Regions from separate parts of the Homo sapiens genome. Here all the other regions are linked to region 3. Evidence: chromatin contacts called from ENCODE Hi-C or POLR2A ChIA-PET data. All regions are on one chromosome and are shown on one strand. Each heading gives the region's core, a stretch centred on a gene start or an enhancer-like site at or near the end of the contact. The rest is flanking DNA. Distances are from core to core; before and after follow the strand shown. Region 1 holds the start of SOD2 (superoxide dismutase 2). Region 2 overlaps IPCEF1 (interaction protein for cytohesin exchange factors 1). Region 3 holds the start of ARID1B (AT-rich interaction domain 1B).

What was found. Hi-C counts contacts between places; a loop is a spot of excess contacts on that map. ChIA-PET counts read pairs that join two places held with the same protein, here RNA polymerase II (POLR2A). Pooled maps may share reads with other maps.
Region 1: a map of CD4-positive, alpha-beta memory T cell shows a loop between it and region 3 (17-fold over the local background). The contact joins the promoter of SOD2 here to the promoter of ARID1B in region 3. A Hi-C loop is called at or near these places in 1 of 168 maps with a recorded cell type or tissue (CD4-positive, alpha-beta memory T cell) and 5 of 50 pooled maps. POLR2A ChIA-PET finds 5 or more read pairs at or near these places in 1 of 52 experiments (PC-9).
Region 2: a loop to region 3 is called in a pooled map, with 8 times the contacts of the local background. The contact joins the enhancer-like site here to the promoter of ARID1B in region 3. A Hi-C loop is called at or near these places in 10 of 50 pooled maps. POLR2A ChIA-PET finds 5 or more read pairs at or near these places in 2 of 52 experiments (activated CD4-positive, alpha-beta T cell and naive thymus-derived CD4-positive, alpha-beta T cell).

The regions. Positions count from the first base shown.
Region 1 is chr6:159,691,791-159,694,490 of GRCh38, reverse strand. SOD2 (superoxide dismutase 2) reads left to right here and starts at 1,250. Exons shown (of 5, transcript NM_000636.4): 1 at 1,250-1,346; 2 at 1,628-1,830. The coding sequence starts at 1,324. RefSeq lists silencers at 48-217, 898-1,187, 1,388-1,567 and an enhancer at 1,938-2,007.
Region 2 is chr6:154,230,869-154,233,568 of GRCh38, reverse strand. The region is part of intron 5 of IPCEF1 (interaction protein for cytohesin exchange factors 1); the gene reads left to right. It also overlaps a transcript of OPRM1 not described here. Among named protein-coding and RNA genes, the nearest start is that of IPCEF1, 120 kb to the left of the region's middle. Within about 2 kb of position 1,393, at least 3 of the 41 ENCODE cell types and tissues checked have a DNase peak (open chromatin) inside an H3K27ac peak, as active enhancers do.
Region 3 is chr6:156,776,093-156,778,792 of GRCh38, reverse strand. It overlaps ARID1B (AT-rich interaction domain 1B), which reads right to left and starts at 1,415. Exons shown (of 20, transcript NM_001374828.1): 1 at 1-1,415. The coding sequence starts at 1,112. LOC115308161 (a long non-coding RNA gene) reads left to right here and starts at 275. Exons shown (of 2, transcript NR_163974.1): 1 at 275-547; 2 at 1,362-2,433. RefSeq lists an enhancer at 1-198 and silencers at 162-391, 642-711, 782-931, 1,082-1,321, 1,342-1,691.

The DNA.
Region 1 (2,700 bases), core at 1-2,500, 2.9 Mb before region 3:
AGCCCTTCCTGTTGTGAAGCCAAGTTCAGGTGGTTCCTCTTCGCCTGACTGTTTTCCCATTCCACTTACCGGAAGCCTAGTCATCCTTCGGAGGGCTGTACGGGGGTTGCAAGAAGCAACGGAAACGGTTCAGCACCTGCTACCTTCCATCATATTCTTTTCAATAAAGGGGCAACTCCCGCCAATGGCAGTGTAGATTTCCTAACCTCTACACATGGAAGATTCACACCATTCAGGATTGTTGTTTAACTGTTGAGAGAGCACTTGATACTTAACAGCTTACTAGGCTACAAGACAGCGCAGGAAAGAATCCTCTGTTGTCCTTTTATGTTATCCTGAACAGTTGGTTCACAGAGTTACTGTAAACACACAAAACATGACTGCCAGGGCTTAGTAGTGAGGAAGGTGGGAACTAGTCCTGACTCAGTTAACTGTGCCCAGGAGAAGCTGCTTAACCTCAAAGGATTTCACTATTACTAGAATCAATAATACCAACCCTAGGGGTAAAAATAAAGATAAATGTGTGCAAATCCTGCCTGCAGTCTCGGGCACGTCGTGGGTGTCCAAGAACTGTTCTTAGGCAGCCGGTGGGGACAAAGTCTGTGTGCCTCCTGTCCTGGAATAGGTCCCAAGGTCGGCTTACTTGCAAAGCAAGGGTACGGCGCAAGAGTACTGAATACGGGTTGGAAGGGCGCTGGCTCTACCCTCAGCTCATAGGCCGGCTGGGCGGCGCTGACCAGCAGCTAGGCCCCGTCTTCCCTAGGAACGGCCACGGGGGCCCTGGGAGGGTATGAATGTCTTTTTGCAGTGAGGCCTCTGGACCCCGCGGCCCCCCGGCAGCGCAACCAAAACTCAGGGGCAGGCGCCGCAGCCGCCTAGTGCAGCCAGATCCCCGCCGGCACCCTCAGGGGCGGAGCCGGAGGCAGGGCCTTCGGGCCGTACCAACTCCACGGGGGCAGGGGCCGCCTCCCTTCGGCCGCGCGCCACTCAAGTACGGCAGACAGGCAGCGAGGTTGCCGAGGCCGAGGCTAGCCTGCAGCCTCCTTTCTCCCGTGCCCTGGGCGCGGGGTGTACGGCAAGCGCGGGCGGGCGGGACAGGCACGCAGGGCACCCCCGGGGTTGGGCGCGGCGGGCGCGGGGCGGGGCCCGCGGGGGGGGGGGGCGGGGCGGCGGTGCCCTTGCGGCGCAGCTGGGGTCGCGGCCCTGCTCCCCGCGCTTTCTTAAGGCCCGCGGGCGGCGCAGGAGCGGCACTCGTGGCTGTGGTGGCTTCGGCAGCGGCTTCAGCAGATCGGCGGCATCAGCGGTAGCACCAGCACTAGCAGCATGTTGAGCCGGGCAGTGTGCGGGTGAGAAGAAAGGGGACCCGGTCACGGCCCCAAGGGCGAAGGGGCTCGCGGCGGGCAGGGCCTCCGCGGCAATGGCGACAGTGGCCGCACCGGGCCTGGCGGGACCGGGGCACCTGCAGGCGGTTCTCCCGGGAGTGCCCGGCGCGGCGGCTGGAGCGGGGATCCGCAGGGAGGGGACGCGGGGACTCGGGGGACGCCGCGCGCTGCCGTTCCTCGGCAGCCCAGCCTGCGTAGACGGTCCCGCGGCGCTGACTGACCGGGCTGTGCTTTCTCGTCTTCAGCACCAGCAGGCAGCTGGCTCCGGTTTTGGGGTATCTGGGCTCCAGGCAGAAGCACAGCCTCCCCGACCTGCCCTACGACTACGGCGCCCTGGAACCTCACATCAACGCGCAGATCATGCAGCTGCACCACAGCAAGCACCACGCGGCCTACGTGAACAACCTGAACGTCACCGAGGAGAAGTACCAGGAGGCGTTGGCCAAGGGTAGGTTCCAGGCTGAGCGGCGGGAGGCAGTCCCCGGCAGAGGCGACCCCAGGGAGCCAGGCCCCATACGGACGGGCCTCTCCGTGGAGGAGAACTCGCTTCGTATTTGTACCGGTTCCGAGTTTTCCAGGCACGATAGTCTCTCTTTTAAACACATGGTCTACCTCATTGTAGAAGGAGTGCCTCGATGGGTTTGAACACACTTCTGTCATCTCAGGGAACTTGGGGTCCTGCGAAGGAGCTTGCCTTACTGTTGTGAGCCACATTCCGTTACACATATTGCCAGCACTGGTGAATTGTAGGGCCTGAAAAGAAAGCTCTACTGTGTCACTCGTTTTTTTTGCAAATTGAAATTGTTCTTGTTGTATAATGTGCTTTGGGGAAATGTTTGGTCTCTCAGGTAGGTGTGCCAGCCGTTTGCAGGAGGGCTGAGAGCGCCTGTCCACTGGTGGCCAGACATCATCGGGTCCGCAGGTGTCTCTGAGTGTCAGGGTCACCTCCTGATAGAAGTGGGAGTGGTGTCTTACTGCCAGGTCACACTGAAGGTGGGAGACAGGAGGACACTACTCCGTGCTAGGAACCATGGTCCTTGTCATCTTCCTGAGAGCAAACGGGGTCGGGACTCCAGCCTAGGACTTGGAGACTCCCTGCATCCCCAGCTACCCTGCAGGTGAAACTTCACTGAGCCCACTTGACTTCAGGTGGGAGAGGAGGAGGCACACCGTTGTGGTGTGCGTTACCAAAAAAGCAGTAACCTAACTGTGGAACAGTTCAGGATCTTTAGACTTGATACTTTTCTTGATTTCCCTTAGGGGTCAAAGTTCACAAGGAAAATAGCCCTTTAGTGGGAAACTGAAACAGGCTTGTTTT
Region 2 (2,700 bases), core at 144-2,643, 2.5 Mb after region 3:
GGCCTTTTTTCTAGCCAAAAACATTTACCAAATGTTGTCTATGTAGAATATCTATTTCTAGGTGTTTGTAAGAAAAAAGTCTCTCTGGATCTAAATCTAGTTATATTCATAGGGTAATGTTAGCTAAACCCAAACGCAACAATATTTTAGTAAAAATACCCCAAATAATACATGAAGAATATGGTAAGTTTACTAGTATTATTATTCTCCAAATAAACTAAAATGTTTTTATAACCATTAATCTGATGCAAAGAAAAGAGAGGAGAGCCGAGACACAGAAACAGCTAGTCGGATGGCTCAGCTTACAATGCACTCAGTCAAAAAGCTTATTTTGCACTTTGGGAGGCTGAGGCGGGCAGATCACTTGAGGCCAGTAGTTTGAGACCAGTCTGGCCAATATGGCGAAACCATGTCTCTATTAAAAATACAAAAATTAGCTGGGCGTGGCGGCACATGCCTGTAACCCCAGCTACTTGGGGGTCTGAGGCAGAAGAATCACTTGAACCCGGGAGGCGGAGGTTGCAGTGAGATGAGATTGCACCACTGTGCTCCAGCCTGGGTGACAAGAATAAGACTCCATCTCAAAAAAAAAAAAAAAAGAAAAGAAAAAAGGCTTATTTTACATTAATTTCTGGGTCATTCCTTCTCTTTTGTTTTCTTTTCACCCCTTTTCCTGCTTTCCTAGGAACTAATAATAATAAATTCTTGGATTTCTTTATAGCTTTAACAAATTTTACATTATTACACACATCTATGTTAATTTCCATTTAGTCTGGAGAAGCTGGTTATAGCTGCTTATTCACTGTGAGTACAGTGACTCAGAGAGGTTAAGTACTCTGCCTCGGATGTCAGAGTATGTGGCTTACATCGAGACATTAATTCCAAATCCAGGGTTGTTTTTTTCTGTGCCATGTGTTGACTGCAGATTCTCTCCTCCTCCCATTTCAGTTCCTGAGCCTATTTTAGCTCTGAAGAATTTCTTCAGTCTTGTCTTTAGAATTATTTGACTGGTTGCTGGGTCTTGGTCTGAGTCCTGTCACTTTAATAATACCACATGATGGTTCCCATGGTATAATACCAGGCTAGCTTGGTGTTCTAGGTCTGGCACTTGGCATGGGATTAATTTTCCTCTTAAGGCTGTGATCATAGTACTACCTCACTGGCATATGCTTAGCGCTCAATAAATGCTAGGTCTTATTAGATGTTACTCAAGATTATTATATTTCTTAAAAGGATTCCAAGCACACTCCCTACCAGGCCTGCTTCTGATATCTAGAAGAAAATAAAACACAGACATTTTTTCTTTCTTTTGGTGCAGTGCTTGTCACAGCCCGATGCTAATACGTGCAGCTCTCTGTGATAGTTGCAGGATGTAGATTGTGTTGGTGTGCTAATCTTCGTATTTCCTTTTCTGAAAGGAAGGGGCAGATGAGTTGCAGTGCCATGGACGCTATTGTATGGAGAGAAGGAGGGGAGCTTTAGATTCTGTGCAATTTTAGAGGGGAAGAAAGGAAAAAAACCTACCAAGACTATGTAAAAATGATAATAACATGTCACTACGAAGAGTCCTTACTTAGCCTATTTGCCATGAAATACGTATAGTCAAAGTTCTTAAGTCTTTCAGAGCAATGATTATTTGTGTGGGGCTATGTCACCATGTTTACATTCAATTAGGTTTGTTTCTATTTGTTTTTAATTTCGAGAATTGCTTTTCTTTTTCGTGTTTGTTTTTGATTTAAAAAATCAATCATGTACCCGATTCCAAAGTCAAACCTGTAACAAGTTACAACCAAGTCAGTCTCCTTCGCATCTCTGTTCTCTATCCTCTTTCTTCCCCCTTTTCTATTTGTTTTTGGTTTATTTTCCCATGTTTCTTTTCGCAAATACAGCAAGTGTGTATATTGAGTCAAATCTCTTCCTCCTTTCTTACACAAAATTAGCACATTAAATATATAGTACTGCACCTTACTTTTTCTCTCACTATGTCCTAGAGATTGCTCTACGCGTTGTATGGCGTTTTTCATAGTTATTCACTGTGTGTGGATACCACAGTGTATTCAACTGTCACCTGATGACAGACATTTGCATTCTTTGCAATCCTTTGTAAATACAAACAATGCTGCAATGTACATGTCATTCCACATATTCTCCAAGGTATAGTTAGGACAGATCCCAGAAGTGGAATTTCTGGGTCAATGGGCAAGTGCATTTTTGCTGATTATTATCCAGTTTCCTTCTGTTGAGTTCCATTTTGCATTACCACCAGCAGTGTTTGAGAATGACTGTTTCTCCATAGAACTAGAACTTTTACAGTGAATTTTATCCTAACTTTTCTTCAATCTCCTTTTACTTTTACTTTCTATTTTAAAGAATATAATTCAGATTTCTCTAGTGGTCATGAGTCTGTGTGTAGTGTGAGAATCTAGAGACAACTGTTCTAAGGCGGCATGAGAATGGGCAGCTCAGCTCAGAGTTTAGACCTCATCTGTTTCCAGTGCCCTGGGGGTTTTGGGGAGTAACTGAGAAAACAATAGATTTATATGGAGAAATGGAGACTTTTGCAGTTTCGGCTGATTCAGATAGTCATTGGGTAACCTCATTAAATTTGCTCAATGTAATTTCAAGAATTTCAATTCTATATTCACTTAAAAACACAAAAGTATATTACAAAGAAATTTTTTTAGCTGTTTTTTTTTCTTG
Region 3 (2,700 bases), core at 166-2,665:
TCGTGGGAGTTCTGCAGGGGGTCCATGCTGCCGGGGGCCCCGGCGGCGGCGGCGGAGGCGGAGTGCATCATCCCCATCCCGGGGCTTTGTTGTCCGCCATGTTGATCAAAGCAAGGCCCAGCGCGGCCGCCGGGGCCGCCGCTCGCAGGGGCAGCGCTGCCATAGTAATTATTAAACTCCGGGACGGCCGCCGGGCCGCCGCCGCCCCCGGGCACGGCGACCGGCGGCTGCTGCGTGCCCAGGGCGCCCAAGCCCGGGTGCTCGTAGCGGCCGCCCGCCGGCTCCCCCATCTTGGGCGGCGCGTCGTCCTCGTCGCCCGGCTTGCTCAGCAGCGGCGGGCCCGGGGGGTCGGCCTGGCCGCCCGCAGCACTGTCCTTGGCGCCTCCATGTTGCGGCTGCTCCATGTCGGGGCCGGGCTGAGGCGCGCCGCCGCCCGCGCCGCCCAAGCTGTTGTTGTTGGAAATGGGATGTTGCTGTTGCTGCTGCTGCTGCTGCTGCTGTTGCTGCTGCTGCTGCTGCTGCTGGAACTGGTTTAGCTGCTGCTGTAGTGCGTGGTGGTGGTGGAGGTGGTGGGCATGGTGGTGGTGGTGGTGGGCATGGTGGTGGTGGTGGTGCTGCTGGTGGGGCGGCGCGGCGGGGGCTTCGCCAACGGTTTTCAGTTTGTGGTTGGGGAGCAGCCCCGTCTCCATGGCCGAGCCCGGGCCCGACGAGGAGGAAGAGGATGCCGCCGCTGCCGCCGCGGAGGAGGAGGAGGAGGAGGACAGCGCGGCGGCGCTTCCACCCTCCTTGAGAGCCGCCTCGGAGCCGCCGCTCTTGGCGCTGTGGGTGCCGGCGGCGGCCGCGGCGCCCGCGTTATGGGCCATGTTGAGTTCGTGACGGGGGAGCAGGGGGTGGTGGTGCACACTGTTCAGGCCGCCGCCGCCGTCGCCGCCGCCCCCCAGCATGGGTCCCGGTGCCGCCGCCGCCGCCGCCGCGCCGCGCGCCCCCGCCTCCAGGTCCCGGGCTCCGGGCGCCGGCCGCGGCCCGGGGGGCGCCCGCCGTTCGCCGCTGCCTGCCCGCGCCCGCGCCCGCGCCGCCGCCGCCGCCGCCGCCGCTGCTGCCCGCGCGGCCATGATCGCCGCGGCGTGGCGAGGCCGGGCGGGGGGCGGGGGGAGACAATAACCCCCACTTTTCAGGCCGCGGCCCCTCCTGTGCGCATCCACGCGGCCCGCCGGGAAGCCGCGACCCCCTCCCCCTCCGCAGGCCCCGCCGGAGCGCCGGGCCGGGCACGCCTTACGCTCTGGGCCTGCTCCTGCTGTGTGCTTTCATGGTGAAAGTTTTTAGTTCAGGTTTAAATGAAACTTTTCTCTTTTCCTCTCTAGCCCGGATATGGGTAAATACACGACTAGCTGAGCCTATCGGGCCCAGCATGGCTTGAGAGGCAGCGGGCGAGCTCGAGCAACTATTATCCACTTCGCTCGCATTACTCCCGCGCACTCGCAAAACGCGGACTGGACTCGTCCCCGGGCCGCCGCCGCCCGCCCCGGCGCAGCCTCGCGGGACCCAGCCGGGCTTGGGCTAAGGCTGGGGCCGGGGCCGGGGCCGGGGCGGCTCGGCGGCCGCTCGGAGCGCGGCGGCGTGGGGCGGCCGGAACCTGCACTTTCCCCCCGGGCCGCTGTCTCCTTGCCAACCGGGCGTTCGCATGTTTGTTTTCACGTCTAAAAGGAACGATACAAAGGTGGAAAACGAGTCTGACGAGCAGACAAAAGAGGGAGAAGGGCTGGGAAACAAAGTTGTCTATTGGCCTCAGAGGTTACAAGGAGCCGACGGAGAAAGAAAATATTTAGGCAATCTGCAAAAGCACGGTCTCTCCCAGGAGTTATGTAATTTTCAGAACGTTCGCCTCTGCCTTGATTTCGGGCCATCGGCGTAATTCCCACAACTTCTTCCAACTGCAAAATTAGGAAAGATTTGAAATGAAGGTTAGCCCCGGTCAGAGAGCCCTATGGCCTGTACCCAGTAGGTACTCAATAAATGCTTATGACTGACTGCACCCGCCCCAAAGAGAATGTTTACATAACTCTTTTTGAAGGCACCTTAAACACGTATGTAGGTTTGTCAGTGTATTTCCAAAGGAATATGTCCACGTATTCCCAAAGGAGCATTTTTCTTACATGCACTTGGATGTCCTCTGTGGAGTATGTACAGTGGTGTTTTCTGCGCCAACTTTCACATGAACATTTAACTCTTGGTGCCAGAACAGCGACAGCTATGGGTTAGCTCGTATCTTCATAAATCTATATGACACCTTTCATCATGTTTCAGAGCTTCGTGTGCACAGTTAACCCTCTCGATATACATTCATTTCAAAGAGATGTGGAACGAAACTAAAATATTATAGACATTATATTTAATAAATATAACTTCAATAATAATATAAAACAGTCAACTCTAGTCCTAATGTAGAAATGTTCCATACTTTGTTCTCTTAAAAATTGGTGTCTATTAACATTTTATAATGTTTTTAATATTTGCATTGTTATTAATGTTTTCAATATGTGCATTGTCCCCTAGTAACATTTTAAAAAGCAAGACTTCTTAACCTTAGGCAATGACCCACTTGTACTAGTGTGGACTCAGTTTTCATTGAGAGAAAGCATTTAAAACCTGGCAGAAACAATACTTACGGTTTTGGTAGAGTATAGTTTTCCAAAATTATTT